Linked DNA regions of Homo sapiens: region 2 is linked to region 1. A link is a loop called in an ENCODE intact Hi-C map of the cell type or tissue named here. Cell type or tissue: heart left ventricle. All regions are shown on one strand. Each heading gives the region's core, and the rest is flanking DNA. Links, peaks and the distances in the headings are about the cores only. Region 1 overlaps NAV3 (neuron navigator 3). Region 2 overlaps NAV3 (neuron navigator 3).

The links. Peaks named below come from ENCODE experiments on the same cell type or tissue, not always from the same donor. Only the 100,000 strongest peaks of a DNase experiment are listed, where the experiment ranks them.
Region 2: a loop joins it to region 1, with 2.1 times the contacts of the local background. A loop is called at or near these places in 7 of 110 quality-filtered maps.

The regions. Positions count from the first base shown.
Region 1 is chr12:77,846,336-77,862,410 of GRCh38, reverse strand. The region is part of intron 1 of NAV3 (neuron navigator 3); the gene reads right to left. Among named protein-coding and RNA genes, the nearest start is that of NAV3, 23 kb to the right of the region's middle. In heart left ventricle, for the core only: no CTCF peak of the experiment used is centred there; no DNase peak of the experiment used is centred there; H3K4me3 peaks cover 758 bases; H3K27ac peaks cover 619 bases.
Region 2 is chr12:77,916,057-77,932,131 of GRCh38, reverse strand. All of the region lies in intron 1 of NAV3 (neuron navigator 3), which reads right to left. Among named protein-coding and RNA genes, the nearest start is that of NAV3, 93 kb to the right of the region's middle. In heart left ventricle, for the core only: CTCF peaks have their summits at 6,186 (motif pointing right) and 6,387; a DNase peak (open chromatin) is centred at 6,451; H3K4me3 peaks cover 475 bases.

The DNA of each region.
Region 1 (16,075 bases), core at 6,220-8,719:
TTACAAAACTCAAAACAAATTCATCTTGTTGACAAGCAGAACTGATTCAAGAAAGGCAAGATAGCTCATCATCTTTGTCATTAAACTTTAGATAATTAAAACGTCACACCAAACTTCCCTTGAATTAGCTGATTAACTGCTCTCTTCTATATATTTAACTTAAAAACATTAAAAACCATTATTTTAATGATATAGAACATGAAATTAGAGGACTATTACATTATTCAGCACTCTTCAAAGACCCATGACCAAAAAAAAAAAATTCATTTTAATGTGTGTCCCACATCTGTAGAAATCTCAGAACTGCATTTGCCTGTGATTTAAAGTAACTATCACAATATTATCTATTGGAAAAATTAGAAAACATGACAGAAATGAGAAAGTAGAAAAGTATATTCATGTGTGTGTGGAATACCTTCTTGACTTTCGATAGTATTTATTTTAAAGGTATTTTAGACAAAAAAGCTATATCAATTGAAAAAATGGTTGAAATCCTACCTAATATGTATTCACATTGATTTTAGCATTGCGGAGTAGGGACTATTCTTCTAGTTGCTCAAAAGAAAGCTTAATTTTTACAATTGTGGACTCTAAACATAGAAAATGATAAAATATAGAATAGTAAATAAACCTTCATGAAAATTACTTAAGATTTCAGGAAGTTTCTTTATAGCCTCCCCTAAGATTTCTGTTTTTTCAATAATCTACCCCCTTCCCAGCCCCAACAATTTAAAACCAAATAGGCTTTCATGAATATCTGGACAGAAGGTAATAGCAACTCTAAATTATGCATCCTATTGCTTATGTAGCAGATTGTAAATGTCCAGGGAATTCAGCAGAGGTCATATTTCATTTGTTATTTAACTGTCTCTGCTTCATTTTTTCACAATACAACATGACAGTCTACTTGCAATGTTGAAACATTGCTTAAATAATTTGCTCTTAAGAGAGATGTATAAGCTGATTTTATTAGTTCAACCATTCCAGATTTCTTAGCATTTGACCAGAATATAAATGGCATTAATTTAACTCATAAAATAGTGTCTTCATGACAGATGCCATATGATAATAGAGAAGACTAGACAAAAACTCACAAAACTTCTGGTCAAGTTTGGCTAAGCAAGAGAGGGTCATGTAGATGGGTGCATATAATCATCTGTACAAATAGGAAAAAAAAGAAGAAAGATACACGGTTCCTTTTTTTAATCTGGGAAAGATTTTAATCAATTATAACCATGTAAATACCACAGAGCTATATGATTTTGCAACCACGTGCTAATTTTCTCTACTACATAGGAGACAATCATGGTTATGGCTTCAAGCTGAATCTCTCAGCTGAAGCAAATGAATGCTCGGGACAAATTTCTCTGTGATAAAGAAAGGAATTAATGGAATTTTGCAATGTTATGCTTTTAAGTGACTCTTCTGCATGTTTCCACAGACAGACATACACCATATGAATATTGTAGGGTACAGCCAAGTAATTCAGGCCAAATTGATCAAGTCTGCCCACTCTATGAAGGATAGTTTTGATCCTCAAGTCCTTTATTTCCCTTTTAGGACAATTAAAAGAGCTTGATTAAGAATTACTGGAATGCTACGTTCATTGCCACTCAAAATCATATGAGAAACTGCCAGCAACCCTGCCCATTTGGCTTTAAAATCATGCAGAGCTCTATTTAAAATTTTAAAACTGACTTTAGGCATTCACATCTGCATCTATACCCAGAAAACATTAAACAAAAAGGAAATATTATCTAGCAATCTTGTTTAGCAAAAATAAAAAAATAAATATAAGCATTAATTGTTTGGATACTTATGACTATCTGCTTTGGTGTAGCACTACTTTAGAGATGGCTATTTCTAAATCAAATATGAAAAGGGTGTAACAGTTATTATTTAAACCTCAGCAACATTTTAATAGAGGTTTGCTAATTTTTAATAATATACATTATAAAAAGCCTAAACAATATAAAACAATAGAAAGTGAATATATATGTGTTGTATATTTATATATATACTTCACTTTTGTATACATAATGTATATATGTGCATATAGCATATAAAATTATAAATAAAATACAAACATAAAATGTATATATATGTATATATTATATATAAAAGTAAAGGAAGCCCATCTCTACCCTTGATCCTTAAGTTTCTTAGTTGTCCTTTCTTTCCTGGAGACAATCACTGTTATCATTTTCTTATGTATCCTACCAAAGATGATTTATGCATAAATAGTGCATATGTGCACACATACATACAAATATATATTTTACGCGTTTGGCTACAAAAGTAGAAGCATGCTACTTACAATATTCTTCCCTTTGCTTTTTCCACTTAATAAATCTTGAGGCTATTTCATTATCAGTTCATATATAGCTACCACATTCTTTTTAACATACAGGGAAATATTTTAATTGTGCTTTACTTACTACCAGAAGTTGATGCAACTTGTGATGGAACTAAGGAACAAAAGATAATCAAAATTGTGATGGTGTGATAAGGAGAAAATTAAAAAATGAGAATTATGAGGCATGCCAGGGTTCAAATTCAGGGCAAAATTATCATTTTAAATAATTTCTTGAAAATTAGAAAGATATAGCAAAAAGATTATCAATTTAGTCTTTTTTTTTTTTTTTTTTTTTTGCATTTGAAAGCATGGGAAATGCTTGTTTTACTGCTCATGCTAGGATTCCATTCCTATGCATGTATTACATAATTCACAAAGAAGGAATTGGGCTCCAAAGGACTTTGATTTTTTTTTTTTCACTTTGATTTTTTTTTTTATTACACTTTAAGTTTTAGGGTACATGTGCACATTGTGCAGGTTAGTAACATACATATACATGTGCCATGCTGGTGCGCTGCACCCACTAACTCGTCTTTTCATCACCCAAAACACTGTTGTTCTAAGAAAGCCACATCTGATTTCCTTAAGCCTAAAAAATTACTGTCATAAAACCTTTGCCCTGGAGGCCAAAAGCCATATCTCAAAGGACTATATATTTCTCTTAGACAAAACTGAATAATTTTAAAGTAGGAGTTATGTGTTAGATTGTTTCTGAAACACGTTTACAGTAGTAGTTTCCAGGGCCTTACAATATAGTATCTAAGGTGGCAACTTAGGAATTAACTGAATCCCAAGGAAAGTTTATGAATATGATAAAATATGCTAAGATTTGCATGAATTAAAGGAAATTACAATTGCACTGAAATTTTATTCTCCCCTCTCTAAAAGACTGAAAAGAGATCTCAATTACTTGTGAAACTGACTTCTCATTCTTTGCTGGGCTGACTGATATTATTTTATTGTGAATGACATACACTTGTTCATTTAAAAATAAGAGTGAGGATCTATACTTTTTATAACTGCAGTGAAAGTAAATTAGAAGAAATATCCTGCCAACCTGCAATGCCAGTCAGTCAACACAAAAGGTTTATGAACTTAGGTCAGGGTAAAGAACTTTGCATCTCCCTCAGTAGGAAATCATAGCAGAATTATTTAAGGCAACTTCTCTGCTAAGCACTGCATATCCAGTTGAATACTTAATGAGACTTTGTTAGATTTTGTTTGGCTTGGGCTTTTGGTAGAACAGTTATTGTTATATGGATATAACATATAAAATATTGTACTTTACATTGTGGATGCTTATGTAGCAAGATTTTCTTTTTAAATCTCTTCCTGGGGTTTAACATGAACAAACTTGATTTGTGAACCTTTGCCTTCCCTGAAGAAAAGTGGTCAGACTAAAATGAAAGTGGAGAGGCTCCCCTAGTTCTGGAAGTCCAATTCCCACAGTGTGAAAAACCACAATGAGATAGTGTAATAAAATATGGCTGTGAGTTCCCAATCTATCTTCAACAGAACTGTTTTCTCACCAATTCTTCTGGTAAATCTCTATTAAACTATTGTATGTAAATAGCTGGTCTTAGATATTAACTTTAAGTTGGTGGTTATATGCATTCTACCTCCTGAGAACCTGAGGCATTGTTGAACTTCTGGAAATCTTAATTAACTACACAGTCCTCACCAAACATTTCCTGGAACATTTGTATTTTGAGTCAAATTCCTTATCCACATGGAACCCAATTCCGCTTAAACCCCCTGTTTCCCATTTTCATTTTCTTTTCATGTTTTCCACCTCCCATGAACAGTGAATTTTTCAAGCCATACTCCAGAGTTTTAAATATTGTACTTTACATTGTGGATGATGGATAACTTTTTGAAATATTATAAGCGATTGTGTTTTATTTCAGAAGCCACTGCCAAAAGTAAAACTCACAGGCCAGATTCCTAACTCCCTTGGAACTCTCCTATAGAAGTGACCCCTTAAAATTCCTAAGCTCATGAAATAAATATGGATTGTATTTTGTCTCAAATGCAAAAAGTATATTTTTTTCTTGGCAAATTGCATGGATAGCATTTGGTACTCGAAATGAATTTCCTTCTTATCCATGTAATGTGTGCCCTTACAAACATACCAGTAACAAATATGCAAACAAAACAATAAAACTCATCAACTCTGTGTCATAAAAACATAACAAATTCCATGGCATTGTAAATATAAATGTGTTTGGGGGGGTTCAGTTTTCACCCATTTTAATCTGTATAATGCATATTTTTACTATCCCTAGTTTTCAGACATTATTTTATATATGGATATTTAATTAGTTTTTTACAAGAATATTAAAATATCATTAATTCTTTTGAGGAAAAGATTGCTCAAGGCAAACTTTTTCTAAAGTCTTTTTTTCACACTAAAGTAATGTCATATATATATATAATTACAGATAATGGTTTAAAATTCAGACAAAAGGAACTGTTAGCAACCAAAATGATAATATTTAAATATTTATCAATATAAATGTTGCTGAATACTTGAAAGAAATGGAATTCATTACATTTTTATTTTAGTTAGGAAAAACCCTACTTTTCCTAAGTTAATGAGATTTTTTTAATAATTTAAAAGATTCAAACTTCTTATTCAATGCAACCGTTAACACTAAACACCAAAGAAAAATTACAATTATCACATAATTTCAAAAAAATTAAAACCAAAATCTTGGAATATATGATAGCTATCATTTATTAAAGATGCATGCTATTCCAGGCACTGAAAAGCCATGTCTAACTCTTATAAAAACTCTAGGAAGTTCATATTATGATCTTCATTTTAGAGACAAAGAAGCTGGAGCTCAGAGAGATTAAGTAACATATTCAAGTGTACTCCCTCATTAAAAGAGAGGGCTAGAATTTGCATGTAAAACAGTTGGATTCCAACTTTCATGCTTGAATTCCCCTCCAAATTTATCAGAAATATGTAGATTTGAATTTCCCTTGACTAGCGTCTCATTTTTTAGATCAGCCAAATAAATGCATTTGATGTTAAAAGTAACAGATTTATTCAATGCAAAGCCATAAAATAGTTTTAGATATTTGATACTGCTAAATGAAATCTAAAAAATTAGCATTTTATCATTCCTAGCCTTCCGTTGTCCAAAGTCTAAAAATTTAGATCCACTCAAGATCTGGAAAGCTTATTTTCAGAAAGTATAACTGCTTATTTTGAATTGAAACCATTCAAATTTTAAAGTGCATAATTCTAAATGTCTGGGTAAAAATGTTTTTAAAAAGCCATTTCATAATACTCAAACATTGTTTAGAAATGTGGATAATTAACTGTATTATTCCTCCTTTCAAGTTAACATTTTAATGTTATGCATTCACAACCATTGTAAAATAATTTAATATTAAGAATGTTATTTTATTATTTTACTTTTTAATTACATCATTTCAAAACTCTGTGGCATTGTTTCCACTGGAAAATTTTCTAAAATATAATATTTTAAAATTATTTCTGGAGGTAAGATTTTAAATTCAAAGATTGAGTTAAACCAAATATAGTCTTATTCAAATAAATACATATTTCTCATGTATGTTTTTACACCTTAGAACATAGGAAACAAATCTTGGGTGGACCTCCTGTGTAAGAAAACACTCCTTGGGGCCCAACAGCCAATGTGCACAATTTGTGAGCAAGTTATCAGTATTTCCTCCTAATTTTCACCTTGTCATTATCATTTCATAAAGCATTATTTATTCTAAGACTTAGATAGCTACATGTCACAAGAACAAATAATAATAATACTCTACTTCATAGACAGCCAAGAGCTGCAAGTCCTACTTCTCCTGAAACAGAACAAACAGCAGGAAATGAAAGCTCTTATATATATCCATTGGTAAAAAGAATTACCAGTTATATAGTGCTCATCTTCTCTCCACAACATATGTACAATAAAGAACGTTTCTTAAAAATTATATTGAAGTGAAGATAATAATACTCTACAGCCTATATAAACAGTAAATTCTAATAACAGACTTACATGGAAATAAACATTATAGCATTTATTATGAAAATGCAGTACGAATCTGTATCAGTTAGCACTTGCTATATAAAATACACCACCAAAAATTTAAGGAATTAAAACAACAATGACTTTTTAGCTCATGATACTGTAGGGTGACAATTTGGGCTAAGGTCAGCTAGGAGTTCCTTCTTCTGAGTTTGGCTGGGCTCACTCACGTATCTGCAATGTGCTGGCAGTCAACGACTCACTCATACATCTGGCATTAGCTAGCTGTCGGCTAGGGCCCTGCATCGATTGTCACTCAATATCCAGTGGACTAGCTCATGCTTATTTATATAGAGTGCCCACGAGCAGCAAGTGGGAAAGCTCTGGGCCTCTTTAGTCTGGGCTCAGAATTCTCACAGTGTCTCTTCAACTGCATTCTATTGCTCAAAGTAAATTCCAAGGCCAGTCCAGATTCAAGATGGATGTGAATACACTTCTGTACCCCACCTTGATGGGAGGAGCTGCAAAGTATTATAGAATTCTTATAATATATCACAATGTCATTGAACAGAGACCTTTTGAGAAAATAGAAAAATATTGTGATACCCTTTAGGGATATCACAGATTCACTAAGAATAGATTCTGTCAAACTGACCTTCTTTCATTTTGTAACAATGTTAAGTGGGAAGCCAAAAAAATAACAAAAGCTTAGAATTTTGATTTCAGACAATATTTGATGATTATTTTACTATTTTTGGCAAAAATATATTGAAATTTAGGCTATACCGAACAGTTGGATAACTGTATAAATATTTAGACAATTATAATTTTTAAATGTTGATTAAAAGATCATTCTCCACCTGAATTCTTTAGGACACATGCAAAAGGATGTTAGTCAGCATATATTTTTTATTTTTATTTTTGGAGATGGAGTCTCGCTCTGTCACCCAGGCTGGAGGGCAGTGGCGCGATCTCAGCTCACTGCAAGCTCCGCCTCCTGGGTTCAGGCCATTCTCCTGCCTCAGCCTCCCGAGTAGCTGGGACTACAGGCGCCCGCCACCACGCCCAGCTAATTTTTTGTATTTTTAGTAGAGACGGGGTTTCATCGTGTTAGCCAGGATGGTCTCAATCTCCTGACCTCGTGATCTGCCTGCCTCCACCCACCTCGGCCTCCCAAAGTGCTGGGATTACAGGCGTGAGCCACTGCACCCGGCCAGATGTTAGTCAGCATTTCTAAGTAATAAATGCTTACACTTAAAATATTTAGACGGTATATGATCTCATTTGTAGATTTAGAAAAGATAGTAGAAAGAGGCGGCATGATTGATAAGGAAATGAACTTGGAATTAGCATAAATGATTTGAAATTATATGTTGTTTTCTAGGATAAGTGCCACAAATATTCTGGCACATTTATTTCCAATAATTTTAACACACACACACAAACACACACACACACACACATACACACATACACACAATTGGCTTATCATGATTACATAGCTTTATTTCCTACCTTCTTCAGTTACTTTTACATCAAAAAGAAAACATAGTCCTATATCATAAAATGTTCTCGGAAAACAAGGTTTCTAATGATCAGCAAGTTTTGTACATTCGTAAATTAACTGAAAAAGTTGGAGGACACTTGTTTGATAATAATCATAAAAGTACGATTTAGGGGATTTATGCAGATTTATTCAAATTCAAGTTTAGTATGTGAACATGGTATGAGGTACTGCCAAAAATATGATAGAGCTGCTCTAAGCTGAATCAACAGAAACAGGCTGCCTTCCAGTTCTAGAAACTAATGGAGCCATATTGCTGATGAAACATCATGTAGGCTATTGCTTTCTATTAATTTTTAATCTTAATGTTAAATATATCAGTAACTAATTAGGCTATGTCTGAAAACGAATAACCATGATGATAAGGCATCTGAAATTCATATTGTGTGTGGAATAGTTGAAAGCCTTTACTCAAAGAAGAGGACAAAAAGGTGAGGCTTTTTCATTTTCCTACCAACTGGTATGACTATGAGCTCTAAAAATGTACACCTGCTAACAGACTGCTTCCCAAAGTCAATTCTGAGTTCCTCAATTATCCCTGAAACCTTTCCAAGACTTAGAAGTCATAGGATTCATATAATATGTGTTGAATAGATAAGTGAACAAAAGACTATATTAGTAAACTAGAACCAATAAGTGGAACTAACAGAGAGAGAATTTTCACCTCAGTATAAGAAAAATTTATACCTTATGAAATATTAACTCCTGATTTTTAGAAGTCTGCCAAACTGACTATAAAAGGTATGCATACGTTAAGAGTTTTACTGGATTCAGAAATCATCTGACACAAAATGTGGCTTTTTTTTAAATAGAGATAAGATTATCTCTATTCTGTACAATGACCAATTCTGCCTGTTTTATTGTGTATGTTGAAATGTTGCTATCAGAAGTATTGCACATATTCAATTTTCATCTCAAATAGTGCTTTTTGCATAGAATAGTTTTGAAATTTTTGAACAGTAGAGTTTCTTAAACAAGATAAAAATTGATACATTGGATTACACTAAAATTAAGAATTTATGTTTCCCAAAAGACATTATTAAGGGAGGGAAAACACAACCCATGGAATGGGAAAAGATATTCACAATATGCATATTTGACAAAGGACTCATGTGCAGAAAATGTTTAAAAAATTTCTATCTACCATTAAGGAAAGAGGCTCACTACTTATTAGAAAAGTAAGCAGAAAACCTGAATGAACACAACGGAAGATATCCAAATGGCCAGTTAAATACAGAAAAGATAATCAATTCCATCAGTCATAAGTGTATGGAAGCTTAAAACTACAACAAAATCACACTACATAGAAAATGCTAAGGACCTGTGGCCTCATAACAATGGTGATACCAGAGGGCAGAGATGTGGAGCAACTGAAGATGCATTCAGGTTAGTAAGAAAGCAATCTGGTACAACCACTTTAGAAATGGTGGCAGTAATCGTACTCATGAAAGCTGAGTATATGTCTTGCCTATTACCTAGAAGTTTCACCCCTAGGGATCTACCCAACAGACATCGCTTCTTATGTTCGCAAAAAGACATGTGCAGGAATGTTCACAGTGTCATTATTCATAAATCCCCAAGCTATAAACTATCCAAATGCCCACATTAAAAGCAGAATAAAAAATAAATTGTGGGAGAATTCACGTACTGGAATAATATAAATCTACGAGAATAAGGAATCTAAATTGTAATTGTAAATGTCAGACAGCAATTGTAAATGTCTGTTTCCTATTCTCTACTAGCTGGAAAAATGTGTTCATTTTCTACAAATTCATGAAACATATTTATGGTATGTGTACTTTATTGGTATGTGTCTATTATACATCAATAACAATTTTAAAATATTTTACTAGGCCGTTTTCACAAACTTATAATGCATATGTTTTGTTATTCTTCATAAGTATAACATTATTTATTTATTTATTTATTTATTTATTTATTTATTTATGAGAGGGAGTCTCGTTCTGTTGCCCAGGCTGGAGTGCAGTGGTGCGATCTCAGCTCGCTACAACCTCCACCTCCTGGGTTCAAGTAATTCTACCACCTCAGCCTCCCTTTCAAGTAGCTGGGATTACAGACATGTGCCACTACGCTCGGTTAAGTTTTGTATTTTTAGTAGAGATGGGGTTTCACCATGTTGGCCAGGCTGGTCTCAAATTCCTGACTGCAGGTTATCCCCCTGCCTTAGCCTCCCAAAGTGTTGGGATTGCAGGCGTGAGCCACTGCACCCAGTCAGAATAACAGAATTTTCAGAGTTTAAACTGTTATTTTGAAAATCAGTTATCCATTACCACACGTGAACTTTATAATGAGCAGGCCACATCTATCCCTACTCTCAAAAACTGCTTTTTATTTCCTAAGAGTCATCATTTTATTTATACTTTTGCTGTGATTTCCTAAATGAAGCTGTTGTTCAATTTCTGCTATTGTAGTAATAGTTCTTACTTCTCCAAGCTTAGTCCATGGGAATTACAAAATAGGCAGTAGCTAGGTCGTCTTTCTCATGTTTCTTAGCTCTAGTTATACTTTAGTCTCCTTATCTAAAAAGTGAAGATAACGGTAGTACACACGAAGACTAAATGAGAATGCATTTAAAGCACCTCTAACGGCATCTGGCAAGTACTACTTAATATTAATAAATGATAGCCAGTATTGTTAGTAGTCTTTCATGAAGTTACAGTAATATAGACACTGAAGCTGGTATTAGATAATGCTTTAAACATTCTAGGGAAAAATACAATTAGTTGTGAATTTTACCATATCATAATATATAAATTTATTATTCTTAAGTAGGAAGGAGTATGCATTTTTGAGATAATAGCATAGCATTTTTTGTTCCTGTTTCTTAGTTGATCTAAAGTTTCCCTAATCATTAAAATAACGACAATCATTATTACAAGAAGACAGAATTCAGTCTGTAACAAATAATTGATTGCTTAATATTATTGAAAATATTTTTAAGTTCATTGTGACAAAATAGTCTCAAAAGTTAGATTTCATTGAGCACAAAAGTGTTTTCCAAATTCAAGAACTTTTCTTTATCTATCAAATACAAAATCTTGGTTACCACAGCATACAGTGGCACTATTAACCACAATGCATAGGGTGCAAGATATATTTCAGAGAACCTGTGACAGTGAGGGTAAATAAAGGTTCAAATAGCAGTAAGGAAGCAAGGGGATTCAGAAGGGGTATTTCTAAAGATAAGATACAATTTGAATTCCTGAGAAAGAAGCTGGTGCCTCCATACCCTTGGGACTAGGCACAAGATTAACAGTTACATAAAAAAAATTCAAGATAGGTCAAAGAGCAGGGTGAAGGTTGAAAGAATTTGTGCCCCACTTCTCATTTGATAGCTGGGGGGATCAGAATGCAGGGGTGCTCCTTGCCAATATGGAATAGCCACAGCAGAGGAAAAATGATAAGACACAGTTAGGTAGATATGGCTTGAGACAGCGTATCCGATGTCTATGAATCCAAAAGTTCTTATGTGTCCCAGTGGTGCTATGCAGGAATGCTCTGAGGACTAGTATTCTAAGAGAGCTGGCATCAGGACAGGTGCAGAATATGAGCAATAGTTGCCAACAGAGGGTGTCCACATAGCCCAAGTCTCACAGCACATGTCCAGTGACCAGGCTGGATGGGGCCAACTCTGCAGAGACCAGCAAGGACCCAAAGAGTAGCAAGAAAACCAGAGACTTTTTTCTCCCTTCATCTGCCATTACCCTGAGGACACAAAAGCTTCCCTACACACACTGTATCCATCCATCTGAAGAAGCCATTTTAAAAATGAGAAAGAAAGAGAGAAACTTCATAGAAAAGGAAAAAAAGGTGCTGAAAAGAAATTTGACCTTGAAATTTACTAATCTTTTACTCTAATGAGGCTTTCTCAAACCAAAAGAAAATAGCTTAATTTAGGTTTCCCCCATCATCACCAACCTCCTTTGCAACCACCAGCAGCAGGAAAGGAGATTTGAAAGAAAGCAAGAAGAATATGTTACAGAAAATACTGAGTTACATTTTCTTGTACATTTGATAAGTATCCTGTCTGAAATCCCTGTAAGTAAAACATATAAATTACAATGCACTTGGCTGATTTACTATACTGCAACGGACTTATGATTACTTAGAGGAAGATCCATATCATACATCACCCTTGACAAGGAAAACTCTATTAACATCCATAAACCTACCCTGGCAATAGAGTATGGATATTGTTATTGAACAGAGGAATTTCACTAGTTACGTTCTGACAAGGAAATCAAAGAATGCCAAAAACACTTGTAAGTGTTGGAGGATGACTCAAACATGTTCCACCTCCTTACTGATTTTCTAGCACAAGGCTATGGCTGGCTTTCCATAATATTATGAGTCTTGAATTTTATGTTAAAGACATATTTATTTTTCTAAGCAGGTTTATTAGAGTAACCTAAGCAATAATTATCAATAAATGGGACGCTTAGGACACGGGCGTAGAATTTTATAGCCACTTTTTAAAATGCCATGGCTTTGAGATAACCCACTTCAATCTGCCGAGTCTTAATTTTAATCAGGTACAAAAAGGAGACACTTGTCTTAGAAGATCCTCCACTCTTTCTTCCACATTCAAAAGTCTATATTTGATGAGATAGGTTTGGAGACACACGTGACCACCATTGGATTGGGGTAGCATCGCTCAAGGTAGACTTAGTATACTCTGCTAAGGCCAAAATTATTAAGGTTTGGACTTTGGATCACTGATATATAGATTGAGCATTTCTTATCTAAAATTCTTGGGACCAGAAGTGCTTCTAATTTTGAGTTTTCTTTTCAGATTTTAGAATCTTTGCATATACATAATGAGGTATCTTGGGGATGGAAACTAAGTCTAAACAAGAAATTTATGTTTCATATACACTCTACGTTTAGCCTAAAGGTAATTTTTTCAGCAAATAATTTTGTGCATGAAACAAAGTTTTGACTGTGTTTTGACTACAACCCATCACCTGAAATCAGGTATGGAATTTTCCATGTGTGGTGTCATGTTGGCACCCAAAAAGTTTCAGATTTTGGAGAATTTCAGATTTTGAATTTTTGGATTATAAATACTCAACCTGCATAGAAATAGCATAGCTGGCATTTCTATCCAATAAATCATGAACAGTCTCTAGGATGGCTCTTTTTGCGATATAGACATGAAGTAAATCATGAGTCAAAGTAATACAATCATAAAAATAATTATTTTTTATTCAACACATATGTTTAAATCACTATTACATACAACACATTGTGTTTGGGAAGCTCAAGAGATATAAACATGAATCAAATCGGTTTCTCATTAAAGAAAGTTTAAAGAAATTTAATTAGAGTTTAAATAAATTTAATTTTAATTACATTGGGGGAAGCTTGAATGATTGCCAAGATTATGGCTATGCTCAGGAAGATTAGTTTGCCAACAATGTCTATGAAGGATTAGCCACCAAAATAAAAGAAAACATCACTATTATGCAGTAATTCCCAAAAGACTCAAAAGCTATGAACTATAAACTTTGACTGACTGGTAAACACAGCACATATCTCTTTCAAGTACATATGAAATTGCATGGAATCATATTGAAAATATTGATTTTTTTTAATCCTCATTAGGAGATTTCTCTGCTTTCACCTGGGTTTCTTCCTCCAAAAATAAAGAGCAATCATGAAATTTAAATCATTCAGTGTTCCAGTTCCTATGGCAAATGTAGCATATATCTTGTTCAACAGATAATAAGGCAGTTAACTCTTTATCCTGTATGCCACTGCCAGGATGGATAAACTGTTCCAAAGTTTAGTAAACTATGTGCTGTATTAAAAATGATATGAGCACATTATTCAATATTTGTAGTGGAGGATAAAGTTCCTGTGTGTCTCCAACTTGACTATATCCAGCAGAGAAAAGGTTTTGATTTATTTGGAGTAAAACACTTGGAATACAATAGAAGGGAGCAAGGACTTCTCATAGATTTTTCCCATTAAGCATTTTTGGGCAAGCCTTAGAAGTTACTCTGCAGGATGGATCTTATATTCATTCAGTGGCCTAGCTTTACAGCTAGTAGCAAAATTCATTGCCTTAACCCAGAGCAGTCTTGTTATTTTAACATGGCTGTTTCTATTTATAAAGTTACACAATCCAGTTGGTTCATTCTTCCTCCCTGTCTGAGACACAGTTTACAAAAAGAAACCACAGTCATTACAAAAATACATTGCCAGGAAATCCAAGTGTTGTTTTCTAGTGGAAACTGAAAGATCCACACCTTGACTTATGTCTTACTCATCCTAAATCACATCTTTGCAGCACTTTCTCCTGGCTAAAGAATGTGCTCTGAAGTTTTACTACGTTCATTAGAAGGCCATCTTTTATATTCTGACTATTCTTGTTGTGGTTTTATAGGTGTTCTGTAAATAAAAGTCTGCTGTACAACAGGAAGCACCCTCTGCCAAGTCTTTTGGAGAGAGTAGCAACACATCCACAAGAGAATCCAGGTGGCAAGACATTTGAACAAAAGGTTTACACAACAGCATTCAAAAGAAGAAAGTAAAAGACAAGACAGACATAGGAACTCATTCTAACTCTCCTTTCAGCCTCCTGGCAGCTGCACCAGCTGGATGTTCATACAGGTCAACATCGTGATAGAGTGCTATATATGGGAACTTTCCTCTGAAGGCTAAAACAAGCTACACATGCAGAGAACAAACACGGGGCTAAGACATCAGAGACTTTCTTGCAAGTCCTTGAAATATGAAATTTAATTAAAATTTAACTACCATTTGATCAAGGCTACAGAAGAGAAAGAAAAATAGTGGTGTTTGTAATACTTTGTGTAGCATCTTTGCTCATGCAGAATGAATGAGAAAATGTTATACAGAATTAATTGTAGATAAAGTCAGCACCTGGGGCACTCTCCATTTATTCTTCCTAGAAGGACTTCTTGCCTGTTGGATCCTCTGCCCTGTTGCTTTCAGTTGGATTTCATCTTCCCACCCTTTTCATTTTCTCAGCTTGATTCACATAGATCATACATAAGAGCTAAAGAAAATGTGTTTAGTGCCTGAGGGAATTCATTTTCTGCCTGGGATAACTAGACAAAATGTGATGCAATTCCTCCCCTGAATTTAAAATGTTTTGTTATCTTGAAGGCAATTTTCCTCATCCAATAAAAACAGAGAAGGAAAACGGGTGACCTTTAAAAACATATTTTTGAAATCGAAGATTCTCACACACAGAAATGCCTCTGATAATTTTGGGTGTAGACAGATGCTCTCTTCCTCTTTGTACTCCCCACACATTCTGTCAATGGCCTATTGTTAAAGTGTGGACTTTCTCCTAGACCACATCCTGTCTGTCTTACAGAGGAGAAGCATACTGTTGAAGTGAAAAGAAAGTCTTGATATCTGTGTGTAGTCTCTGAAGGTATAGAAAAAACAAATTCACTGCAGTACCTCAAGATATCATTATATTCAACTCAGGGCCCGTAAGATTTAGGTTGGAAATTTCCTGATGATGAACTCATGGAACTAAGACATGTTTGTTTTATTGACAAATCAAAGCTTTTTTCATAAAAGGAAAGTGTATTATTTTCATTGCCAACACTGGTTAAAAATGGTAGGAAAAAGGGATGAAGAGCAAATGTATATATTTGAACCTCATTGAAAAAAAATCATTCTCCTTTGAATAAAACCTCTGAAGAAGCTACTTCTAATTTGAAAAATTCCTGTTAAAGAAAGGACATTTCCCATTAAATCTGAAATAGATAATTGACAGCATCTAACAACGAATCCTTAATTTAACAAGGCAATAATATATTTAAAAATTGATAAATATGAGATCTCCAACTACTATAAAATTAGAACTAATAATTAGACTATTATAGAAAACTAGAATGAAATCAAGGAGAAAATCAAGGAAATTGGACTCATAACTCGAGTAACCAATCATCCCAGTTTGCCTGGGACTGAAGAATCTCCAAAACAAGACACTGCGCACTAAAATCAGCACAGTCTGAAGATAACCAGTACAGTTGGTCAGCCTATGTGATAACTCATTTATTCTTCCAACATTTTCGTATTTATCCTTCAAGAGATTTTTCTATTAGAATTATCTTCCTGCATATATTATCCTCACTATTTCTAAAT
Region 2 (16,075 bases), core at 5,209-7,708, 71 kb before region 1:
ACCCTCTCCTTCAGGAATATAGGATTTCATATCCTCCACCCTCACTCCAGTCAGATTTAAAAAATCTGTCTTTGACAACAATGATCATCCCTAAGATCAACAGATACTGACACTCATGGTACCCAGTGAATCAATGAGCTGGCCATCATTATAGGATGGCCTATAATGAATCACAAAAGACATTAACAACTATGTGCATCACACACACACACACACACAAACACACACGCACAAATAGCTTCCAAGTAGATTATTATTATTATTTGAGATGGAGTCTTGCTCTGTCACCCAGGCTGGCGTGCAGTGGCGCGATCTCGGCTCACTGCAAGCTCCTCCTCCCGGGTTCACGCCATTCTCCGGCCTCAGCCTCCCGAGTAGCTGGGACTACAGACACCCGCCACCACACCCGGCTAATTTTTTGTATTTTTTAGTAGAGATAGGGTTTCATCGTGTTAGCCAGGATGGTCTCGATCTCCTGACCTTGTGATCCGCCTGCCTGGGCCTCCCAAAGTGCTGGGATTACAGGAGTGAGCCACCGCACCTGGCCGCTTCCAAGTAGATTTTTATTGTCTCATGCTTGATACAGAGAATTGAGGTTTACCAGGGGTTTGATAAAATTCTCTGAAATAAAATGGAGATACCAAAATAGACAGATAAAAAGAAGCCAGAATAAAATACAGACAAAGCTGAAGCATAAGAGAACTTCAGGGAAATTAAAATTAATACCCTAGAAATGAGAAGTTGCATTCCTCAGCGGATGCAGAAGAAAATGAATGATACATACACACATATGCACACATGCACACTTACACCCACACACACACAAATACACACACATATATTTGAAGATCTAGGGATTAAGTAGAAGTTTTGTAAATTAAAAATATGATTGACTTTTTAAAGCTGAAAGGCTGGAAGGATAAATTGAGAAGGTTTATTGGAAGGGAGATCAAAATTGAAAAAGATGAGCAATAATAGAAAAATATAGTCATATTAGAGGATTCAGTAAGTCAAGTGTCAAAAAAATACTAGTTCCAAAAAATAAGATAGGAAAAAAATTATAGGAAAGAATTTTCAAAGTGTTCATCACTATTAAGAAGATAAAAATTGATAACAATATCAGGGATAAAAAGAATATTCTAAAAGCTTCAGGAGGGTGGGGCACAAAGAAACAAATTTTAAAAGTTCAAGTTACCTTCAAAGGATCAGAAATTATAATGACATCACAAGTCTCTACAGTGACATTGCAACTAGAAGATACAGAGAAATTCCTATGAAATTCTGGAGGAAATTGATTTTCAATCTCAAATTCTATGCCTAGACAAACTTTCCAACAGTTGGGATAATAAAATAAGGATATATTATACAAAAACATTCTAAGAGAAAAAAATATTTTCATACATCCCTTGTAAGGAGGCTATCAGAAGTGAAAATAATGGAATCCAACAAACAGGTGACCAAATGTAAGAGAGAGGCAAAGACATTTTCAGCTGATGATAAGGAAAGTTCAGTGTAACTGCTATGTAACAGATCTAGAGAGCAATCATTTTACATTGGAACAAAGAGAAATGATTCTAGAATTGTTAACACTAGGGAAATAATAAATCTGATGCACTGTGTGAGAATTGGATTATAAGGAAAATTGTATACGGATGGATTTTACAGATCTGTTGGAAACTGTTAAAAAAAAAAGGTAAATGTAGCCATAAAGTCAACATAAATTATACAATAAAAAAGTGAGGCAATTATTAGCTCTATAGAAAAAAAACAACAAACTCTGTTTAAGAAAGAGACTTTAATCCTAGGCTAGTATTAGTCTGGTAGTGAATAATATTTACATGGGAACAATGAAAACAATATAGATTTCACTGAAAATTATAGTGTAAGTATATTGGGGGTAGTGCAGAGAAGAAGGGGGTTATAAAGAAGCAAAGTCCTTATATACCATCCCAAAAAGTCAATAGTCTCTAAATTTCATAAAGTAGGATATTAAAGCATATTACTTGGAAATACAAAAATAATCACCATAAGAAATTGCTAAATGGGTAGAAATTCATTCTTTTTGTTGGAGAGGAGCTAGGGATAGGACTGCTCTTGTTTGTTTACCTGTAGAACTTTACATGTTATTTTATTTTAATAGTCTAATAACAATGAAAATCATTCATTTAAAAATAAAGTTTATAGACCAGGCATGGTGGCTCATGCCTGTAATCCCAGCACTTTGGGAGGCCGAGGCAGGCATATAACTTGAGGTCAGGAGTTCAAGACCAGCCTGGCCAAAATGGTGAAACCTCATTGCTACTAAAAATACAAAAAAAAAAAAAAAAAAAAAATAGCTGGCCGTGGTGGCGGGTGCCTGTAATCTCAGCTACTTGGGAGGCTGCAGCAGGAGAATCGCTTGAACCAGGGAGGCAGAGGTTGCAATGAGCCGAGATCATGCTGCTGCACCATCTTAAAAGACTCCATCTTAAAAGAAAATAAAAATAAATAAGTAAATAAATAAATAAAAATAAGGTTATAAAAAGAGTCTGAGCGAAAGATGATGAGGTAGGGATACAGAAAACCAAAGGTGTGGGGATATAGAAAAGCCGTATTTACGGAGTAGAATCAGCAAGACTTGAAAGTGAAACAGATTTGACTCAAGGTGGATAAATTCAAATTTCTGGTTTGGATTAGCTAGATACTGGTGTCTCCCACTTAGTAGACACTCAATAAAGACTGGCTTATAGCTTATAGGGTCAATGACATGTCCCTGTCCGTGACGCAGCCAGAGCTATGCAATGTGGTGGCTTTGACAGGCTAATGGAATGGAACTCTAAAAATGGAACTCTAAAAATTGGTTTTTAGGTTTTAAGAAAATATACATATCTCCTAATTATTTTTTAAAACGGTTTGATTTTAGTTGCAAAGAATACAAGTCCTTAATTAATATATTAAAATCCTGGTATATCTAACATATTACTAATGATATATTTCATATGAAGAGATTAGCTGTCTTCAGACAAAATGAATAAACTACATTGATATGCATAAATATCATTATTACAGCATTTAACTTTTCAAGTACTCTGAGAGTTATTTCCTACCCAAACAGAGAATTCACCACAGCAGGCTACTGTACTTCTTTTGACCATAAAGCCAGATGGACAAATAATCAACATTGACCTCCTGAACTCTCTGGCACCTACCCCTACCCATCCCAGTGACACTTTGTTATGCAGATATCAAGTGCACCCTTTAACTCAATTTCAGATTTTATCAGAGCTGAAATTACATTAATATTTTCATTTGCAACTGCATTTATCTGTTTAAAATTGTAGCCACAATTCACTAGCTTAGAATCTAGTTACATATCTCTATTATTAGATTGGAAATAGGAAATTTTTAGATGAACAGAAATACAGGTAAGTTGATAGGAAAAGAAAGGGTAGGATTTACTATGCTAACTACAGTATGTTCTGATTTTTCTTTACATGCAGTTTTTTAATAGAGAAAAAAGCTGAGGCCATAACACAAACCATGTCATTCATAGTCAAATCAAACCTGCCAACATTTATTGAGCAGTACTGTGCTTGGCACCATGGGCAGTACCAACAAGGATAAGGCACATAAGTTTTTCGTTAATGAGGAAGGGAGGGAGGGGGTCGGGAACAGGTCAGACAATTTTGAAATCCTAGTAGGGGTTCTCTGCAATGATGACTGCCTCATCTTTCCTCCATCTCCCTTATCCTTTGGCATTCTAGCTACCTAGTTCGTGTCCAGATCATCATTGTGAGAACCCCTCGGCATTCATTTAAAGCCATATGTGTTGTTCTCTAATCTTTCTTGCTGTTCCAAATGTACTGAATACTTTGGAAACTGAGTCAGCATTTTCCTTCCCTCTCTCTCTTTTTTTTTTTTTTTTTTTTTGAGGCGGAGCCTAGCCCTGTCACCCAAGCTGGAGTGCAGTGGCGCAGTCTCGGCTCACTACAACCTCTACCTCCCTGATTCAAGCAATTCCCTCCCCTCAGTCTCCCGAGTAGCTGGGATTACAGGCGCACACCACCACGTCTGGCTAATTTTTGTGTATTTTTAGTAGAGATGGGGTTTCACCATGTTGGCCAGACTGGTCTCGAACTCCAGACTTCAGGCAATATGCTCACCTCAGCCTCCCAAAGTGCTGGGATTACAGGTATGAGTCACCGTGCACTTCCAGCATTTTCCTTCTCTAACCTTTAGTGATGCAGTCATACTGGGCAACCTCATGGTCAATACAGACAGTCAATCAAACACTCTGGCAGAAATAAAATACATAATGAAGAACCAGCTACCCGGTCTTAAATGCATGGGGCCTGACTAATGATCTTTTCTTCTACAAAAAATGATATGATATACATTTTTGAAAAAGGAGTTGGCTATTATAATTATAAGGCACAATCTGGTGGTAACTTAAATTTTATTTCACTTTAATTGCATTTCCACTGCTACCAGCAGTATGACAAGAAAGGGCTACATAACATTCTTTCTCCAAGATGTAGTGTCTACTAATAACAGTGTTGAGAGTAAGCACTATTTTAAATACTTTAAATAGTTTAACTCATTCAATCCTTAAAGCTCCCTAAGAGGAAGGTACCACTATTCCGTTTTTAAAGATGAAGATTCTAAAACAGAGAAGTGAAGTATTTTCCCAAGGTGGCAACAGTAAGTGCTACATAGAACCCATACTTTCTGTCTCAAGATTTATACTCTCAGCTCGTACAAAAGGAAATGTTTTATTTATGAGCCTTTCTTAACTCCAGCCTTCTACCTTATTTCTGTTACATCTTATGTCCATCTCAAAATATGGAGAAAAGTCTCCTTTATTTGACTGCTGCAACATCTAGTACTAACAGAGAGCTCCATGGGGAATTCATCTTAACAGTCTGTGAAGTCTAATAATGCTGGTGACAATATTAGCTAAAATCTAAATATTAATACCACACAGTATGTTTTAAAAAACAGTTATGAAAACAGTCCATCTCTACCCTTTTCTAAGAAAACAAGTGAGAATACTTGAGATTCTTTTAACTTCTTCTTGTATCAGTCTGATAAATTGATGTAAATTGTGCAAGTACATTCAAAGTAAAATCAGCTACCATCCTCCAAAGACCAAGTAACATGCTATAAATATGCATAAGAAAATACTGTTAATAAAACACAAAGTTAAAAGAGAATAAATTCCGTTTAAGCCTTAGCAGTTCAGAGTTTCCAGGCTTCTGACCTGAGCATTTCTCCTTACTTTCCAACAATTAACAGAGAAAAATTGACTGATGGAAAGATTGGTTTAGCGTAGACCGTAGTTCTCAAAATGCAGGTTCTTGACCAATGCATCAGAATCATCTAGGAACTTGTTACAAATGCAACTTACCAGGCCCCATCCTAGATCTATTGAATCCGAGACTGGTAGTGGGGCCCAACAAATGAATTTTAAAAAGTCTGCCAGGTGATTCTGAACTGTGTTAATGTTTGAGAACCTCTGGCGTGGATGGAATGCTGTTCACAAATTACAAGAGATTTAATTCTAATACCTTAAACTGTCTTTCAATGTAAAGAATATAGTATTTTAATGTAAGTGAAAAGTAATAAAACAGCCATGGCATATCTATATCTATATCTATCTATGTATCTATCTATGTATGTATGTATCTATCTATCTATATCTTCCCTTACCTCCCAAGCCTCTCTTGCTAGGAAGAAATGCTTTGTAAAAAGAAGCTTGGGAGGTAAGGGAAGGTAAGATGCATAAGGTAAGGTAAGCATTGCCTACAACAATCCTCCTTGCAAAGCATTCATTCCTATGTTTTAAATACTTTAAATTGTTAGTGACAAAGATAGATATCTACCTCAAAGGTGTTTCAAGATAGGTTATAATTAATTAATTAATTAATTTAGAAAGAAGTGGCCAAGGGATTGTTTACGTTCACTTAGGCTAAAAACATAGAACTTGGAAGCTGAGAGAGAACACTCTGCCTGCTGTGTTTAAGAGCCTCTGTGAAAAGTAATGGAAATAAAAATGCAGTGCACAGGGAGTACTAATCCAGCCATCAGTTGACAGGGAGCAATAGAGAAATTTCCAGGAAAAAGTAAGCAACTTTCAAAAAATATTTGTTTTTTCAACAACTTTCTTTCCTTCTTTTTACATCAACTCTAAGCAAATATTAGACTACTTGGAAGATTCTGTTGATCCCCACTAGAGGGCATCCTATTTTCATAAATACCTGAAAATTTTAAAACTACAATAAATTATAGCAAAACATATTGGTGAGATCTGTCATCTAGTTTGCTATTTGCTAAGGACACTTTGATGGTTTCATTTTGTATTCCACTCATACACAATTATGTATCAGCTTTCTGCAGTTGGTGTCTCTCCAGTGACATGCTGTAGCTCCACATCACCACGGGTAGGAGCTAGATCCACATACCTGCAAGACCATCGGCTAACAGTGGCTGCTGCTGCGTAGCCTTGTCAAACCGCAAAGCGATGCTGCTCAAATAATGAGCCAACCACATGACCACTAAGAGAGCATGGAGACTTAGAAGTCATAGCATTAACAGCCACCCTAAACCTCCCCCCGCCTTTTCATCCTAAAATCCTTTCATTTGTAATGCACCACAATTGCTGGAATGCACAATTGTTAAAATGCTAAGGATTCCATTTGAATCTCTTACAAATTATTGGAATATATTAGCTAAAGGAAAATAAAAATAAAAACAGAAAACATGCAGACTGCTCACTATATGAACTTATACGGTTTATATACAAATATAAGATAATGAATAAAAGTCAAAGATTTTAAATTAGCCCCAAATTTCAAATTCAAGCCTCTAAACCAAATTTTAGAAAATTTCCCTTCTTATAAACCTATTCCTATGATTAAAGTTGACCTTCAAAATATATGTGAAATATGGTCTAAAACATTCATTCAACATGCAAGACACAAAAAGTAAAAATTCTCACTAGTTAGAGAAGCAGACATAAGTCAATCTTGTTTTTTTTCCCAACCTTTCACCCTCCCCATCATTCCCCCACCCTTCAAAAAAGTAAAGTTAAATTTTTGAAGGGTTTCAGAAGTGGAAAGTATGGAGCCTGGAGTCAGAAATTCTGGGCTTTCTTCCAAGTTCCACCACTAACTACTGGATCTTGAGTCTTGTCTTTCATGCTAGGATCATATCCTTATCTACCCTGCCTATCTCGTAGGATTATTGTGAGGATTAACTGTAATAGAAAACATGTGCAAAAGTAAAATGAGCTATACACTATAAGTCATCATTATTATAATCAATGGAATATGCTTACTCATGATTTACATTTAAAAACATATTCTCCCCAAACAAATGTGTAGTAATTTCAAATAACCATTGCACATGTCAATATTTAGATCGACTACTTTCTTTTTAATTGCATTGAGACACAGAAACTAATTTACTTTCATAGAATATCCTTATCTTGAATTTCTTCTTTGTCCATATCTGATGTATTACCTGATATATTACAAGGAACATTATACTTTAGATATCTATGTTGAAAATTAATGACTGTGCAAAAACTACTTTTTGTGAAGAGTTGACCCAAGCGGGGATACACTTCCAGCTGCCTCATGCCTGGAAGTCCCCCTACTGCCACCCCTCATGAGAGAACCTATTACATTTTCACTGTTCACCAAAATTTGTGCTCCACCTTCCATAGCATAAAATATTCTCTAGAAAGCAGCTTCTCACCAAGGACTTCATTTCCAGCTCTCCTCTCCTTGCATTTAGGTGGATAAAAATGGACTAGATATCACCAATGTAATAAGAGCTAAAGTATTATGCATCTCTTCCTACTCTAGCCCACAAAAATATACTCTAACCTATTCTTCGTTTTGCCCATGGGCCACCTGGGATATATCCAGGTAAAACAATGAGGCCACATAATGAAAATGTGTGTTTTCATTAGTCTGAGTTCTTGAGTGACTGTACATAACAAAGCATCTCAACTCCATACCCAACCCCCAGGAAACACTGTGGACTGCTGAAAGTCTACTGTGTACAGAGCCATTGAAATTCAGGAGTTTGTTAGAGCAGCTGGTTTTAATTTAAATTACAGAGATTCTCCTTGCAGCCAGACCCTTAGGAGAACAACTCCCTTATGTACAGGAATTCAATTACAACTCCTATAGAGAGCTAAAAATCCATTCCCCAAATCCCTATTTCCCTTGCAGAGATCATTGTGTTGTACCTACAGTTTTCTGGTTATCTTTTTACTAATTTAATAGCATCTTCTGAGCATATATTGTGGACTCTTCATCACTAGTAACTCCTCTCTTCCTTTTGAAGCTCTGAGCTTGATTTCCCAGCAGTTCCATTCATTTTTTACTGCTGATTCTGGGGTGGTAGTGTGAGCATTTGTTGGTCAAGTTTCCACTGCTGGGGTCCTTGGAACTTCATATAACCTTTTTTTTATTATTAAAATGAACTAGGTACTGAATGTATCTAATATTCTAATTTTGCTTTACAATTTACAAATAGGTCATTTTGTTTGTTATACTCATTTGAGGTATATACAGTAGATGTTACAGTCCTACTTTACAAATCTACAGAAGAGATGATACAGATTTAGGTGGGCTGTTCAAGAAAACTAACCATCATTTATGACATTATTTCTACATTAATGATGTTTCCAAATTTCAGTAAAATAGATTTTTTTAAAAATTTGGAAGATGATCACTTTCTAAATCTAGCTCTCTCTCTCCTATTTTAGCTCTGATATGTGTGTGTGAAATTAAATTCGATAGCTTAAAATATATTTAAAAACATAAGCAATGACTTTTAAATTCAAAATTCTTCACTATCATAATCAAGCTGGTAGAATACTGGAGCGATAGAAAATGTGCTTTTTATTTCTTAAATTGACTTTAGACTTACCACATACCACTATGACATTCCTTTATTCTCTTTTTATGTGAACTGATATTCCAAAAATGTAGTTTATATTAATTATAATATTTATAAATTGGAACTAAAACACCTAATGATAGGGAAATTGTTATTATCAAATTATGGTTTATTCACTCTTCAAAATGTTAAGTAGCCATCAAAAATAAAAATCGTGATACTTGTAGAGTAAAATGAAAAATATGATGCAAAAAAAAGTAGAATAGAAAACCATCTTAAGATGTACGTATAAAAATACTAGAAGCAAATTCAGGGTGTAATAGTATTTACAATAAGGGTGATCTGATTTCAGATATTGTTCTTTATAATTAAAAATGTTCTGGATTAATATATTACTCATAAAATTAAAATTGATTTCAAAGCATTACCTCATTGGTATTCTAAGGAAGTTAATGAGAACAGTTTAAGAGTATTTTTTGGTCTTCTAGAAAAACAAAGGTACAATGAGTCTTAGGATTCAAGTCAATAATAAAAACACTCATTATTATTCTCAAAGAGAGAACCACAAGTAACAAGAAGTTTCTGGTTGAGGAACACAGGCCGAGGGGACAAGAGTAAAGTCAATGCTGGACATAGGTGGGATCCTAAGCTGGAACAGTGGTCTGAAAGGGCAAGGCACTTTGGAGTGGCCTGTTCAGGTCCAGAATGTCTGAGCAACACCTCTGTAGGATAACAATGGAGTAGGGCACACAGGAATTGCAAAAGTCTTAATAAACACCCACGAGGGATTTTCCCAAAAATAGAGTAGTGGAGGTCAGAGAATAACTAAAAAATAAAGGGATCAGTCAAAAACCAAAACATTCACAAGAGCCCGAATGACCCGAAAAGCTGTTAGGAGATGGAAAAGAAGCGCTGGCCCTCCAAAAGTTCAAAAATTAAACAAACAAACAGACAAACAAATCAAAACAAAACCCAAAAAAACCTCTCTGGTTCACAGCTCAAAAATTTCAAAACACAGAGGCAGGGAACCATACCAAGGTAGCTATTTTGGCATCTTCTGGGCTAATATTTTTAATTGGAACTGGTGGCTAAATTGAAGTGTTTTCAGGGCTGACCAAGGAGGTAGCTTCTGCTACGCATATGACCAGGTCTTGCACTTCAAGTTCATTGACACAAAGATTCAGAGATAGAACTTTGATATAATTGCCACTGTTTCCACTAAGTCATAAAGGTTACCCTATACAGCATTCTCTGCCCATGTGCTGGGCACTTTACAGACCTTATTTCATTTATCCTCCAAAGGACCTTATGATATGGGCATTGTTATATTACACGTGAAACAATTGAAGCTCAGATTCATTGACTAATTTGCCCCAAGTCATTAAGTAGCAAGTCACAGAGCTAAGTTTAAAATTGCTTCTCTCTCTCTACAATACCCATACATTTTCAGTGGCACCATATTACCTTCTTTGTTGGTATAAAAAATAAAAAGAGAAACACTAAAATTTTTCAAGGTGTTTGGCCAAGTACTGCCTTGTATCCTCATAAAAATATATCATTTTAACCCTATCATTTCCACTAGATTTTTCATCTTTCACGTTAGAAATTGTAACTCTCATTTTAACTCCAAGGAAAAGGAATTTAGCTATGAGAAAACTTATCATAAGACAATCTTTCCCAAGTCGGTTCCAAACTGCAGTTCTTAACAACGGCATGATTTTCCTGCTCTAATATATTCATTTAATAATAGTCACAATTTGTTGGTTATTCCAGGCTGCCAACGTTTATGTAAGTATGGCTACTTCTCGGTTTCAGGATTTTTAAGTGAATGGTTCCTACCTTGGCTAATCCTTGTTCTTGAACATTTCTATGAATAATGAAAATAGAATTTTGAACTGCATCTCTATGACTTCATGAACTATTTCACAGTCGGTATTGCCTTAACTGAGGAACATTTATTAGTCTCAAAAATTCCAAGTTAAAATTTGAGTAAATATTAACATTTTTAGAATTTCATATCTTGAATATGCATATCCTCAGGCACTAGATTTATGATGACCAAAAGACGTTTCTCATTTTTTCCTCAAAATAGTTACCCTAGCTTTAAAGTTAAGCCTTTGACAAAGTCTGTTGAATATTTCACATACCACTAGACTTAAATTTCAGCTTCTCTACTGGCAGATGAGCCTTAAGAATAGGTATCCTTTTCGTTTTCTTATGATGAGATTGTTAGAAATCCAAATCTTCAAACACAGGTTCAAAATTCTCTAATTGAAAGTACCCACAGCCACTCTATTCCCTTTTGTGACAAGGATATGAACAAATAATTCATATGAATCCAAATGGTGACCTTGGAAAGTCTACTACTATCCGCATTCACAGGACGAATCAGTCATCAATCTGACATTATTTTCTGATAATATTTTCTTTCTCAAGACAAGAGGCATCTGCAGAGTAATTTTTTTTCGGATGACTTCCTTTTTTGTAACAAACATTGCTGGTTAACATTTGGACTCACACATGTGAATCAAGTGGAAAAAGATGACAAATATTCGCCTACATGAACCAGAAGGTGTTTGAGTATTGTACCTAAAAGTAAATTCAAAGGCTTGTACCTGTTTTTCTGATAATTCTAATTTTCAAAATATATATTTAGCTAAAAATGCATTTTAATTTTTCACAATAGCAAGTTAATTGTATTTCCAGAAAATTGTCATGAAGGGTTTTTTTGGTACTATAAAATTTATAAGTAAAAAGGTCAGATAGGACTTAATTCATCTTACAGTTTTGGGGCTTTTTGTTGTGTGTTTTTTAAATCTGACTTTTCCATTTTCTTCATGTCCAATTTTAAGCCACTGTTGAAACAAAATCCATTTTTTCAAACAAAATAAAACTGGTTAATTTTGATAAAGCAACTGAGAAAATTAAGTACAATATATAGCATGGTATTCTTTATTCAAATATTAATTATGGGATTTAGAGCACTAATTTTAATTATGGGGTTTAGAACACACTAATGTGACTCCTAAAACAACACATTAAAGAAGGTTTTATTGTTACTCTTATTTTACAGATGAGGAAACTACTATTTAAAGATACTAAGCAATTTGCTAAATGTCACACAGTAAAGAGTGCCAGAACCCGGATTATTAACCAAACTTAACAATCTCTAGAGTTCTTAACACCATGCTATATTTCACGTGCAGTTGATAAATATTGCTTCAATTAGTGGTAAGTTATAAACCTGCCAAATTACAGCATCATTTTCAAAACTAAAATATAAGTGATAATTCAGTCTTCTGGAGAAATCATGGGCTGTTCACTTCAAATTCCAATCTCAGAGCTCCCACAGTGACAAAAGGTCACCAAACAATCCAAGCGTGATTAAATTTTCAATAGGGTCAAATAAATAGTGTCCCTTTAAGAGCTAGAATTCTGTTAATCTGATCAACTATTAAGCAAAGGGAGTATAATTGCCATTGAGAGCAGTGTACATGCAGACTGTCTCAATGAAAGCATGCCTATTCTCATAAGGAAACAGATGTTTGCTAAATTAATATGAAGTACTTCGCCTTAAAGATATAAAGATGTCCTTCAATGGTTGCTAGGTAACATATTTGCGGTTAAGAAATAAGCTAAATTACAGACTTTGGAATACTTTTCTTACTTATGTATTTTAGTAAAATGGGGGATTAAGAAGTAGATAAATACCAAAGAAAATATCTTAATGTGACATGGTATCTTCCTTTCTAGCCCCATGTCCACAGATACGGAGTTGCAATTGTTACTGTGTGAGCATTTTCAGAAGTTAAGCTGGATACCCAACTCTTATATTCCAATGTAAGAATGTAGTAACATACAATTGAGCTTTCTGGTAAGGAAGTTCTAAATATATCAATTCACATAGGTTTCCTTCATTTGGTGGGACTAATGTGGAAATTCATGTGGATACCATGTCAAGATTTAACAAAGCAAAGAAATACTTGACCACACTTTGACCTTCACTTTAGATTAATTCATGATTAAGTGCCTGCTCTCAAAGCATCCATTTCTCTGGCCATAGACATAAAATATTTGTTGTTTGTTCACTTTCTGTGATATCCATACCCACTCCAATCCTAAGATAAAGTTTCTAATTCTTCCTCTATCTTGTTTTCTTTAAAAGTATTTTTTCTCATATGGTCCCTTCAAATCGGCTCTCTGCTTCATTCTTTTTCCTTGTTTGAATGAAATACCTTGCCCATTGTTTATATTCTCTGCAGATTATAATAATCATCACAAGGTCTACTCTTCCTATAATGATATAGACTATTTCTTCCCATATGATATGGAGTCTATTTCTCCAATCTTGAATTTGGGTTGGTCATTTGGCTGGCTTTGCCCAATGTAACCTTAGCAAACATGATACAAGCAGACCCTGGAAAATCACTTGTACGATGGCTTTGGCTTATTTGCTGCTCTTGGAACTCTGAGCTGACATATGAACAAACCTGAGATATCCTACTGGATGATGACCATATGGAGGCAAGCTCCAGTCATTCCAGCTGTACCAAATGAGACTATCATAAACCAGCTTGCTGAGAGCCATATCACCCCCCAGAAACTATCACCTAGCTGATGGGCAGCCGGCCACAAACTTGAGTAAGCCCGTAGAGCAGCAATGAACTTCCCTGATGAACTCAGCCCAAATAGATAACCCACAAAATTGTGAATAAATGGTTTTTGTCTTAAGACATGGAGTTTTGGGTTTGTATTCTAGCAAAAGCTACCTGATACATTTTCCAATAACTATGCTAGGTGTGGGTGTGCTAAGAAAATCAGTAGCTAACAGTTCTAGACTGCCTGACCTAAAAAGGTCCCTCTAATATTAGCTATAATGATACTCAGCCAAGCGGTTTTTCTTTATGGGTCTAACAGAATGTATTTGCAATTATGCAAGTTAATACAGTTTCTAAAACAAAATAGCCCTGACCATGGAAACTTGTCCAAATGGAGGGTCACAAAACAGTGTTAAATGTATTTTATTTAGGAAGAGCTTTAGTAATGACAGCCAGAAGAATCCTCAGCGTCCAGAGGGAAGAGTGTAATATCACAGTTAACCATTCCATATGGAAGGAAAGACGCCAAAATATTGTTCTTTAGGTATAAACTCAAGTCTTAACAATTTATTTTGATTAATTCAATTTGGACTTTTTTAAATTTGTTGACACTACTGCTGGCAAACAATGCTGCTGACTCTCTGCAGGTGAATTCAAGTTTTTTAAAATGCCATTCCATTTTTCTACCTTTAAGAAGAGAAGTTATCAATTATAAGGATCCTTTTGGTCACTGCCTTTGAATGCAAAAAGTCACTGTATGAGTCAGCGTCTAGTCAAGAATATAGAAACCTTTCTAGGTATTTTAAATAGAAAGTATTTAATTTGGGGCTATGGGCTGAAACGTTTGTCTTCAAACAAACAGTTAATGTTTAAATAATCCAGATTTCAGCAAGAATAAGAAGCCACCATCACCTGAAAAAGAAACACTCTGGCCTTTCTCTGCTTCCTGCCCTTTAACCTTCCATTAGTTCCATTCATAGCTCCACACATGGGCAAATTAAAATATAGCTTTCAAGAGAAGGTCGGTGAATGCAAGGAGGGCAAACAGGCAATACCCAGGCACTTCAAGTAAGACAATAGTAGAAAATAGGACCGTTACACATGCAAAACATTAGACATATTGCTATATAATCTTAAGCAGAGAAATAACCCTCGATACATAAATAATTGAACAAAACTGATGATATAAAAGATGTGTATTTCATCCATTTCTTGCTTTTTTACATGGTGTTTTTTAAAAGTTCTGAAAAGGTTATCAATAGTAGTTTAAAACTAATATTTAAAATAATAATGAAGAGAAGGGACTCTGGAGACAGCTTACTTAGGCTGCAATCCTGGTTCTGGTAATTCATACCTTTATAATCTTGGGTAAATTTGATAATTAAGTCACAGATAATAATACTATATGTGCCATTTAGTTATAAGGAAGGTTAAAGTACTAATGCAGGCAAACCTCTTCCACAGCATCTGGTTTGGAATAGACCAACAATAGATTTTAGTTATATTATTAGCTTTTATGTACTGAAATACAAGTTACATAAACTTTATAATATGTCAGATTTTTACATTGCTAGTTTTCTTTTTCATTATGATTTTTATATAATAATGCTATGTTTATAAGACTAGTTTATAAGACTAGTTAATTTAACACTAAATTAACAGTAAATATCCTATTGATGTGATATTGCCAGAGAAGAAACTGAATTTTGTTTTTTATGTCTCCTGGTATTGAATTCTATCTTCTATGTATTTGGTATTTTTTTAATATTTCACATTAAAAACTTCATCAGTCTGAAAAGATATTTTTTAACACTAATTGTAATCATAAAACAGTGGTGTCCTGAGCATTGAAATGAGATCAACAATTGTATTTTGATTTTCAGTAATTTCTGTTGTCTGATCATAATGAAAATCAGCACCTCTTCTGAGTCAACTCAAAAGTCTGACGAAAAACGTGCATTTAATCAAATGTGTCTTTGCAAATGCCTTTTCTTTGAGTATTGTATGTAGAATTCCATTCATAGGTTAAAATACCTTTTACTACAGGAAAAAAAGAAGACATTAGTTAGATCTTGTGCTTTAGAGTTTGTTGAAAATGTACAGTAAAATCAATGAAAAACGTGCCACTCCCCTCCCCACATGTCAACACATGCCTAATAGCCTTTCCTCTGTCTCTTCACATCTTTTCTTCTCTTGATAGGATTAATCATTCCTTCCTCTTTGTTTCTGTTCCTTTTAGTTGAAGGGTATGGACTACATGTAGTACAACCAAAAAGAGACTTATGTTTAGTCTTTCCTTTCAAAACGGTCCCTGGATTTATTCTTTCCTCCTCTCTGAAATAAATATTGGAGCAGTTGTCCATATTTTCCAATGTCTTTCAAATAATAAATAGTTCCTTTTGTTTTGTTATTTAAAACATTATGGTGCAATCTAAATCCTAAATAACTCCAGTCCAATTTCAGGGCTTTGCTTTCTCTGTTCCCTTTACTCATAATGCTCTTTCACCAGTATCCAAATAGCTTACTTACTCATTTAAGTCATGTCTCTGATCAAATATCACCATCTCAGAGTGGCCTGTCTTAAA